2 separate regions of the Homo sapiens genome follow, and region 1 is linked to region 2. A link is an interaction called in ENCODE POLR2A ChIA-PET data of the cell type or tissue named here. Cell type or tissue: PC-3. All regions are shown on one strand. Each heading gives the region's core, and the rest is flanking DNA. Links, peaks and the distances in the headings are about the cores only.

Region 1 (5,374 bases), core at 134-5,133, 1.5 Mb after region 2:
CTATAGACCGAAGTCCTGACCAGCATAAAGTACGTTCCACAAGTATCAAAGGATTTGTACACAGTCTCAGATCACAAAACGATTAGGTTACAAATGAATTTAGAAAGCAAAAAATGCTTATGTGGTTAGAAATTACAACATATTCCTCAACACTTCAAAATAAAAGTAGAAATAATAATGGAAACGTTTAAATACACAGAAAAACAATAATGTTGCTACAAAACATTAAAATTTGTTGGATGCAGTAAAAGCGATATTTAGAAGATTATAGCCCTAAATGCTCACACTAGAAAAGAAAAGCACTCAAAATCAATGAGCTAAGTGTCTAGATTAAGAAGTTAGAAAGGGAAGAACAGAACAAACCTAAAGAAATTTAAGAAAAGATGTCCTGGTGTGGTGGCTCATGCCTGTAATCCAAGCACTTTGGGAGGCCAAGGTGGGAGGATCATTTGGGACTAGGAGTTCGAGACCAGCCTGGGCAACATAACAAGACTCCATCTTGACAGAAAATTTACAAATTAGCCAGGTGTGGTGGCATGCACCTGTAGTCCCAGCTACTCAAGAAGCGGAGGCAGAAGGATTACTTGTCCCAAGGAGTTCGAGGATGCAGTGAGCTATGATCACATCACTGCACTCCAGCCTGGGTAACAGAGTGACACCCTGTCTCTTTAAAAAAAGATCTTTAGGAAGAGAAATTTGAGAGAAATCAATTATTAACAAAAATAGAAGTGAAAGTAAACACATAAAACAATTATGTGCCAAGCACCATTCTGATATGTATTAGCTCAGTTCATCTTCACAAGTATAAGGAATGCATATTGTTACTGTCCCTATTTTTATAGATGGGGAAACTAAGGCATAGAGAAGGTAAAGCAAACATACAATAGACAAGATCAACAATGCCAAAAGCTGGTTCTTGGAAAAGACTAAATAAAGAGAAGGCCCACACATGACTGAAATGAGAAAAGAAAAACATAAACAGCAAGAGAAGGCACAAAGAGACAGCATTAATAATAGGAAACAGATCATGTCATAGAAGCTACAGAGATTAAATAAATAAATAGAAACATATCCAGAACAACTTTATAACAGTACATTTGAAAGCACATGACACTGACTCATTCCTATAAAAATACGACTTATGCAAACTGACTCAAAAAGACATTTTAAAAGTTGTGCAATCATATAACCATTTAAAAAGCTGGATTAGGAATAGAAACCATCCCACAAAGACACTGGGCCCAGATGGTTTTATAATATGCTTTCTAAACACACCAGATAGAAATAAATCTAATATCTCAAACACACTTGTAGTTTATGAGGTTAAGAAAACCGTGACACCAAAGTCAGGCAAGAACAATATGAGACTGGAAAATTACAGGCCAAGTTCACTCAAGAACATAAGTATAAAAGTCCTAAACCTAATATTAGCATAAGAAATGCAGCAATGTAAGTGTATCATGACCAAGCTGGAGTTATCCCAGGAATGTAAGGTTGGTTTAATACCAGAAAATCAATGTGGATCATATTAACAGATTAAAAGAGAAAAAACATATGAACATTTTAATAGCTGCAAATAAAATTCAATATCTTTTCATGAGTAAACTCCTAACTAAGAATTAAATAGGACTTGCTTAGCTAGATGAAAAGCATCTATGAAAACCTACCTACATTGTACATTATGACACAAAGCTCATAGCTTTCCATTTGAAATCAGGAACAACACAAGGGTACCTGCTAGTATCACTGCTAGGAAAGTTAGAAAGAAAAAAATTAAAGGTATAAGGAGCAAAAAGAAACAAACCTGTCACTATTTGGTTGTCTATGTGGAAAATGTGAAATAATCTACAGATAAGTAAACAATAAAGAAGTTTAACATGTTTACTGGATACAAAATCAATATATATATTGAATTAAATTTCCATGCATCAGTAAATTTAAAAAACACCATATACAACAGAAAAAAAAAAGCAAGTATAAAATATCTAGCAATGACTCCAGTAAAAGTTACAGAAGCTGTTTCCAGAGAAAATGAATACTACGTACACAACCTGTTTAGCACAGACCTTGGCATGTTGTAGCTCTTGGTTTGTGCGTCCTTCTTTTTCCACTCCCTTACAGTTCAGGCATTTATTATTGTCAATCTGAAGTGGAAAAACACTACCAATATGTCACAATAATTTCTGTTTATCAGATGTCATTGACATCTTTACTTTAAAAAGAAAGCTTAACATTTGCTTCATACTTTTGAGTTTTCCAAACACTATCACCCTCACTGTCTTTCATAATAGCCAACATGGGCCAGGGGCTGTGGCTCACACCTGTAATCCCAACACTTTGGGAGGCCAAGGCTAGAGGATTGCTTGAGCCCAGGAGTTTGAGACCAGCCTGGGCAATATAGTGAGACCTCCAAATCTTAAAAAATATATTTTTTAAATTGCTAACAGGTGGGCATTTGAGGACACTGAGGCTCAGAAAGATGAAGTGATTTGCCAAGAGATAAACTATGCAGGCAGGATCTGAACCCAGTTCTGTCTTGTTCTAAAACTGAGTTGTTTCCACCACACCTCCTGCCCCTTGAACTGGGGCTCATTTGTTGATTAATTTCCCACATATTCATTAACACTGTGATAGAAGCTGGAGTGCAATAATGAACAAGGCGGACGTGAACTCACTTTCCTAGAGCCTAGAATCCATTGAAGGAAACAAGTTGTTAAATAATTGCCATAGAGCTAGATGATGCTGTGCTGTGGGGGCTCAGAGAAGGAGAGCAGGAAAATTTCCTGGAGGAAGGGGTATTTACTTCTAAACTGGAAAGGGAGTATGAGTCATCCTGGTAAAGAAGAATGGAGGTGAGGGTAAGGTAGAAAAGTGCAGGAAATGTTTTTCAAGCTGAAAGAACAGCATGTGCAAAGGCTGGGAGGAGGGAGTGGCCTGGGTGTGGAGTAGAAGGAAGTCTGGTGTGGCTGGAGCCTAGGCTCTGGTCAGTGAGGGATGACAGGCCAGGGACAATCCACGCAGGGCCCAGCATGGCAGGCTAAGGAGTTTGGGCTTGATCCTAAGGAAAATGGGGAGGCATTGAAGAGCTTTTAAAAGAGAGTGTCGTGTTTAATTTGGGTTTTAGAGGATAGAGTGAACCAAGTATAGAAAGATACTGAAGTCAGCACTGGGTCAGAGGAGACCCTCATACCCAGTTGTCCTGCTTTTTGCCAATCTAGAGCCCTCGTGACCTCATGAGCCCACTCCCAGTATCTGTCAGGACTCCAGGCCACAGCAACAGACCCCAGTCCAGCAGCTGAGGCCTTTAGAAGTGGGATGATTGGCCCCAGTGCTGAACAAGAGGCTCTGATGTAAAAGAAAAGTCTGCCAGAATCAGATCTTAGTGCCCCGGGATTTTCTCTCTACCCATCTTTCCTCTTTGTGTCTGGTTCTTTTTGCAAAGTGGCCTCAGTTTCTCCCACTGCACCTGGGCATGCCCCATGAGGCCAGGGCAGGTGATCCCAAGCATCTACTTTGAGCTCCATGACTCCAAAGGCAAAAGGAAGTGTCTCCCATCAACTCCAGCAGAAAATCCCAGGGAAGCCTGGATTGGCCCATCCTGAACCAGTTACTGTGGCTTAGGGATGCAGGACTCTGATTGGCCAGGCCTAGGTCACATGCCCACCCCTGTGATGTAAGTGGGCTAGAGTGGGGCGGAAGAGCTGTAATTGACCGAATAAACATGGAAAGACCATTACCAGATGAAGGAGGAGGCTCGGTAAACAGGGTGAAAATCAGCAACAAATAGCCAGCAAACACATAAAGAAAAACCAAACAGATGTTCTAGGTATAAGCACTCATTTGTTCTTTAGGACACCACTGTTATCACCTATAACAGGAACTTTCTTGGACCACTCCTGCAAGACACTGTCAGAACTCCCCTTGTGCATCCCCCTAGAATTCTGCACTTACCTTTGTCACAGCCCTTGTCAGCTGGTACAAGCGTATCTCCCACACTGAACTGCAACTCCTGAGGGCAGAGGTCTTTCTGAGCCACCAGCCTAGCATAAGGGAGGTGCTAGCAATGGCTGGTAGTTGAACAACTTAATGCACATCTTCCCCCAACTTTTCCCAGGGCTAACTAGTAGAAATGGGCTGAGAAACTACCAAAACTACCAGTCAACCTGGATCAGTCAATCCAACCACCAGTAAGTACAAGACGGAAGAGGCAGGGTATCAAATGGTGTGTGGGGCTGGCCCAATAGGTGGCCCACAGGGTTGTTCTGACAATTCTTTCCAAAGAGCCACACAGCCAAGAAATCTTACCCAGAGTTGGCAGTGTCACCAAGAGCTGTCCAAGAACATGGACACGGAGAGTTGACCATTAGGGAAAGGCCAGATCCTCAGCCATCTCGCCTCATGCTGCCTGCAGCAAACAGCAACCTGGAACTCACAACCCAGATCTTCCCCAGACTCCTCCTGTTGATGGCAGCAACAGTCCATCTAGAGCAGCCACTGCTATTACACTGGCTGCAGCAGTGAGGCACAACTGGGACTGCACACTCCATGGTGCCAGCAGGAAATGGGGACAAGTGGGAGCCTCACCCCTTCCAAGTTGGTGGGGCAGGAGCTCCCCAGATGCAGCCACAGCAGCCCAAGTTGTGGCTGCAGACCCATTGTCTCCTGCTCCATGGAGCAAGCAGGAGCCCTGCACCCCAACCCAAACTGGGCACAGCTGTAGCCACCCAAACCACAGCTATGGACCCTGGCATCCCTGCACTCTTGGGGGCCCAGGAAGGCAGCCCCTGTCCTTGCAGGGTTGGAAATGCCTGCTCCCACTGCCTGGCTTCCCCCTGCTGTCAGCACCCATTCCAATCTTAGAGCAAAGTCGGCACTAAGCCTGGGCACAGTCACAGCCCGGCTGGGTGTGCACATGCTTAGGGCAGTGCTGACATGCCAGCCCCCTGACACTTTGGCCCCCTCTGGACTTTGGGCACCAATGAGCATAGGAGGAAAGCCAATGGGGCCAGGGGTGCTGAGGGCAGCTCAGGGCTGGCCTGCAGATGCCCCCTTGGCACCTACAGCCTGGGTGCCATGAGCAGCAGCAGGAGGCAGACAGGCTCCTGGACAGAAGGTGGCAGGTCCCTGATGAGGCCCCACCTTCAATTCAGGGAAAGCCTGAATGCTGGGGGCCAGGCTGCCAGTCCCATGTACTGGAGTGAGAACTTGTGCCTTTTCCAGGTATGCCCATGGCCACCCATGGAACAACTGGCATGGACTTCCCCACCTCTGAGGCCCATAAAAGCCCTGGGCTCAGCCAGAGCTGAGCAGACATTGAGACAACCAGCTGCAGAGAGGAGCTACCCACTCCAGGGCCTCCTCTCTCCTGAGAGCT
Region 2 (5,346 bases), core at 347-5,346:
CTCAAGCCTGGATGTCAGAGTGAGACCCCATCACATGCACACACACACACAAAAACAACAAAAAACCACGAAAACAAAAATCCTAGCACTAAGCTTGGTTGTTATATTAACCTATTGTACAGATGGGAAAGAGAGCCCTCCAGAGGGGAAATGCTTGTCCCTAAAACCTGCTCCTCCTTCCCCAATGCAAGTGGCACCACCATCAGCGAGGTGCCAAAGTTCAACCTTCAACCACTGCATTCAGTCTGTCCTTCTGATTATTCCTTCTAAATATTCACAGATTCATTCCTTCTTTCCATTCCTACTTCCTAAACTAGTTCAGGCCTCATCAGACTGTTCACAGTCAGGGCTTTGATATGCGCTACTTCCTCTGCCTGGAATACAGCTGGCTCCTTCTTATTCAGGCCTGAGGCCTTCCATGTCCACCTTATTTCAAGTGTTGTTTGTCATATTTCACAACACTTACTACACAGTCTGTAATTACCTGGTTTATTTATTTACTTGTGCATGGTCTTTCTCCACCACTGGAATGTAAGCTCGCTGGTCTCAGGGGCCATGTTTTTTGTTTCCTGCTCTATCCCTAGCCCCTAACAACAGTGCCTTTCACATAAAGAGCGTTTAAAATACTTATTGAATGAATACATAAATAATCTCTTACCTGGACTACTTCAATGGCCTCCTGATTCTGCCTTTTTCTCATGCCTCCCCATGAGACACAGACTCAGGGAAATTTGAATGCTCTTCCAGTTGACATGTCAAGAACAAAATCAAGGACTCGTGAGAAGAGTGGGACCTCCAAGGCCACCTGTGGAGCCAAAAGAATTGGGACTGTCTGCTGTAGTGACCAGATATGGTCAGGGGATCTGGCTTCTAGTGCCAGCTCTGCTGCCTGCTGTGTGATCTGGAACAACTCACTTCACATCTCTGGGAGGCTGCTGCTTCTGTAAAGTGGTGACATTAACATCTCAATGACATAGGAAATTTCTAAGAATCTCTTTTTTCTCTTTCATAAGGTGCCAATGTCTCCTTTCCACTTACCTTTCAGCTAGCCCTGCTGTCTTCCCAGGAATGTTCCTGCCTTCAGATGCAAGCAGATGTTGTGCCAGGACTGAGCCTTCTCTTCTCCACCATTTCCAGCTGCTGTGGCTTGGCCTAGTGCTTTACTCAGGGCATGGTGCCTGACAATAAGCATGGGGCTGGTGGGTGTTCTGAGAGTTTCCATGCACAAGTACAGCCTGGCACACACAGGTTAACGCAAGAGCTTTTCTCTTTTCTTTTTTGAGACCGAGTCTCACTCTGTTGCCCAGGCTAGAGTGCAGTGGTGAGATCTCGGCTTACTGCAACCTCCGCCTCCGGGTTCAAGCGATTCTCGTGCCTCAGCCTCCCGAGTAGCTGGGACTACAGGCATGAGCCACCATGCCTGGGTAATTTTTTTTGTATTTTTAGTAGAGACTGTGTTTCACTATGTTGGCTGGTCTCGAACTCCTGACCTCAGGTGATCTGCACACCTCAGCCTCCCCAAGTGCTGGGTTACGGGCGTGAGCCACCATGCCTGGCCGCAAGAGCTTTATTCTTCTCGGCCTCAGTCTTCCCCTGAGGAAAGTGTGCGTAATTATCTCATATCCCAAGAAAACACATTTATCAAATTTTTTTTCCTTTTTTTGTTGAGACAGAGTCTCACTCTGTCACCCAGGCTGGAGTGCAGTGGTGCGATCTCAGCTCACTGCAACCTCTGCTTCCTGGGTTCAAGCGATTCTCCTGCCTCAGCCTCCCAAGTAGCTGGAACTAAAGATGCACGCCACAGGCCAGGCGAGGTGGCTCACGCCTGTAATCCCAGCACTTTGGGAGGCCCAGGTGGGTGGATCATGAGGTCAGGAGATCGAGACCATCCTGGCTAACATGGTGAAACCCCATCTCTACTAAAAATACAAAAAAATTAGCCAGGCGTGGTGGTGGGCGCCTGTAGTCCCAGCTACTCGGGAGGTTGAGGCAGGAGAATGGCGTGAACCCAGGAGGCGGAGCTTGCAGTGAGCTGAGATTGTGCCACTGCACTCCAGCCTGGGCAACACAGCAAGACTCTGTCTCAAAAAAAAAAAAAAAAAAAAGACGCACACCACCATGCCTGGCTAATTTTTGTATTTTTAGTAGAGATGGGGTTTCACCATGTTGGCCAGGCTAGCCTCGAACTCCTGGAGAGACCAGATCTTGAGGGGCCTCAAGGATCATGGGAAGGATTTGGAGTTTACTTTTTTTTTTGAAATGGAGTCTCACTCTGTTGCCCAGGCTGGAATGCAGTGGTGCAATTTTGGCTCACTGCAACCTCCACCTCCTGGGTTCAAGCAATTCTCCTACCTCAGCATCCCAACGAGCTGGGATTACAGGTGCCTGCCACCACGCCCGGCTAATTTTGTATTTTTAGTACAAATTAATTTAGTAGAGACAGGATTTCTCCATGTTGCTCAGGCTGGTCTCGAACTCCTGACCTGAGGCTATCTGCCTGCCTTGGCCTCCCAAAGTGTTAGGATTAAAGGCATGAACCACTGCGCCTGGCCTCCATTTACCAATATTGTGGCAGCAACTATAGGTAGTCACTGGGTGGATGGTCCCAGAAGAGGACAGGGAGAGATGGCAGAGTCAGGAAGCTGCAGGGCTTCAGGTGCGCTCAAGCTTTTTTTTAGCAGGTAATGCCTATTTGTCTTTTTTTTTTGAGACAGTTTCACTCTTGTTGCCCAGGATGGAGTGCTATGGCGCGATCTTGGCTCACTACAACCTCCACCTCCCGGGTTCAAGCAATTCTCCTGCCTCAGCCTCCCGAGTAGCTGGGATTACAGGCGCCCGCTACCATACCCGGCTAATTTTTGCATTTTTAATAGAGATGGGGTTTCACCATGTTGGCCAGGCTGATCTTGAACTCCTGACCTCATGATCTGCCTGCCTCTGCCTCCCAGAGTGCTGGGATTACAGGCGTGAGCCACCACGCCCAGCCTATGTTAACTTTTTTGTATGAGACGGAGATTCACTCTTGTTGCCCAGGCTGGAGTGCAATGGTGCGACCTCGACTCACTGCAACCTCTACCTCCTGAGTTCAAGCAATTCTCCTGTCTCAGCCTCCTGAAAAACTGGAATTACAGGCGTGCACCACCACTCCCGGCTAATTTTTGTATTTTTAGTAGAGACGGGGTTTCACCATGTTGGCCAGGGTGGTCTCGAACTGACCTCAGGTGACCCGCCTGCCTTGGCCCCCCAAAGTGCTGGGATTACAGGTGTGAGCCACTGTGTCTGGCGAATTTTTATATTTTTAGTATAGACGGGGTTTCACCATGTTGGCCAGGGTGGTCTGGAACTGACCTCAGGTGATCTGCCTGCCTCAGTTTCCCAAAGTGCTGGGGTTACAGGTGTGAGCCACCACACCCAGGCAATTTTCGTATTTTTGTAGAGATGGGTTGGGGGGGGGTCTCCTCATGTTGCCCAGGCTGGTCTCGAACTCCTGGGCTCAAGTGATCTGCCCGCCTCAGCCTCCCAAAGTGCTGGGATTACAGGCATGAGCCGCTGTGCCCGGACCGTCTGAAATTAAAAACAATCTCCTGCACTTGTAAAGTAGAGAAGAGAGGATCCATTTTAAGTCCAATTCTCTTTTGGCACTGTTTCCTTTCCAATGTTGGCCTCTGAAATGTCGGCAACCCCTGGTTGGTCTTTGACATTTAGTGGAAGGGGGCGGGGTGGGCTTACCTACCTGAAATTCAGAACCTGGGAGTCTCTGATTTTATCTTTCTTTAGTGCTTCCCTCCTCCAAACTGTCCTCCGGGCTACTGCTGGAGGGATTTTTTTTCAAAGCACAGTTCTGATCTTCTGTCTCAGAAATCTTTTGTTCCTTACTGCCAACACAATAAAGTCCAAATTCCTTAGCTGGGAATCATAAACTGCCACGATTCCCTTTTTCGGCTTCAGATTGACTTGATTTCAATCTAAGTTAAACCATTGAATTTGTATTACTTAGGATTAGGTTCAGTGAAACCCCAAATACTAGGGGCTTGAATAAAACAGACGCTTATTTCTCATGTAAAACAAGTCCTGAGGTGGGCAGTTGGGGATTCTGGGTGTCAGGGAGCCAGGCTCCTTTGATCTTGCTGTACATAGTCAAGGCCGGGCGCGGTGGCTCACGCCTGTAATCCCAGCACTTTGGGAGGCTGAGGCGGGCGGATCACGAGGTCAGGAGATCGAGATCATCCTGGCTAACACAGTGAAACCCTGTCTCTACTAAAAATACAAAAAAATTAGCCAGGCGCGGTGGCAGGCGCCTGTAGTCCCAGCTATTCGGGAGGCTGAGGCGGGAAAATGGCGTGAACCCGGGAGGCGGAGCTTGCAGTGAGCCGACATCGCGCCACCCAGACTCCGTCTCAAAAAAACAAAACAAAACAAAACAAAAAAAAACCGTAGTCAAAGATGGCTGGGTAAACTCCAGGAATCATGTCTGTGTACCACAGCTATAAGGAGGGTGGAAGGGGAAGGGGAAGAAAAAGGTACAGGATGCAGGCCTGCTATATTTTAAAGAGGTTCCTGGGCAGGGCGCAGTGGCTTACACCTGTAATCCCAGCACTTTGGGAGGCAGAGGCCAGCGGATCACCTGAGGTCAGGAGTTCGAGACCAGCCTGTCCAACATGGTGAAACGCTGTTTCTATTAAAAATAACAAAAACTAGCTGGGCGTGGTGGCAGGTAATCCCAGCTACTCGGGAGGCTGAGGCAGGAGAATCACTTGGACCTGGGAGGTGGAAATTGCAGTGAGCCGAGATTGCACCACTGCACTCCAACGTAGGTGACAGAGCAAGACTCCATCATCTCTCCAAATAAAAAAAAAAAAAAAAAAAAGAGGTTCCTAAGAAACTGACGCCTAACACCTCTGCTTACATCACTTGCGGGGGCAGATCTTGTTAGCTGCAAGGGATGCAGAGAAACAGTGTTTATTCCGGCCTGCCATGTACCCACCTAAAAGTTGTAGGTTTTAATTCTCAGGAAGAGAATGGAGAAAATGAGACAGTTCTAACATAAATACCCTGTCTCTGTAACTGCCTAATCTGCTCTCTTCGTCTGTAATGCTTGTCACCCTTCCCTGAATAAATTATAATCATCCTTTGAAGACCAGCCCAAATGTCACCTCCAGACCCCTAAAGGTACAAGGAATCATTGCCTTCACTGTTCTCAGGCATTCTGCACGTTCCTCCAGATCTTGAAGCGTGGTGTTACAAACATTCCTGTATGCCTGCTCTTAGAGTGGGCACCAGGGGCCTGCTCCTTCACCAGGACTCAGGCTCACCACTCTCCCTAAACCCCAACCTTATGGATTCCCC

What was found. Peaks named below come from ENCODE experiments on the same cell type or tissue, not always from the same donor. Only the 100,000 strongest peaks of a DNase experiment are listed, where the experiment ranks them.
Region 1: POLR2A ChIA-PET joins it to region 2 with 6 read pairs; 2 of 35 experiments call an interaction of 5 or more read pairs at or near these places.

What each region holds. Positions count from the first base shown.
Region 1 is chr1:30,674,760-30,680,133 of GRCh38, forward strand. No RefSeq gene overlaps it. Among named protein-coding and RNA genes, the nearest start is that of MATN1-AS1, 41 kb to the right of the region's middle. In PC-3, for the core only: no CTCF peak of the experiment used is centred there; no DNase peak of the experiment used is centred there; H3K27ac peaks cover 375 bases.
Region 2 is chr1:29,185,952-29,191,297 of GRCh38, forward strand. It overlaps a transcript of MECR not described here. Among named protein-coding and RNA genes, the nearest start is that of SRSF4, 6.7 kb to the left of the region's middle. RefSeq lists enhancers at 662-1,307, 1,308-1,952. In PC-3, for the core only: no CTCF peak of the experiment used is centred there; no DNase peak of the experiment used is centred there.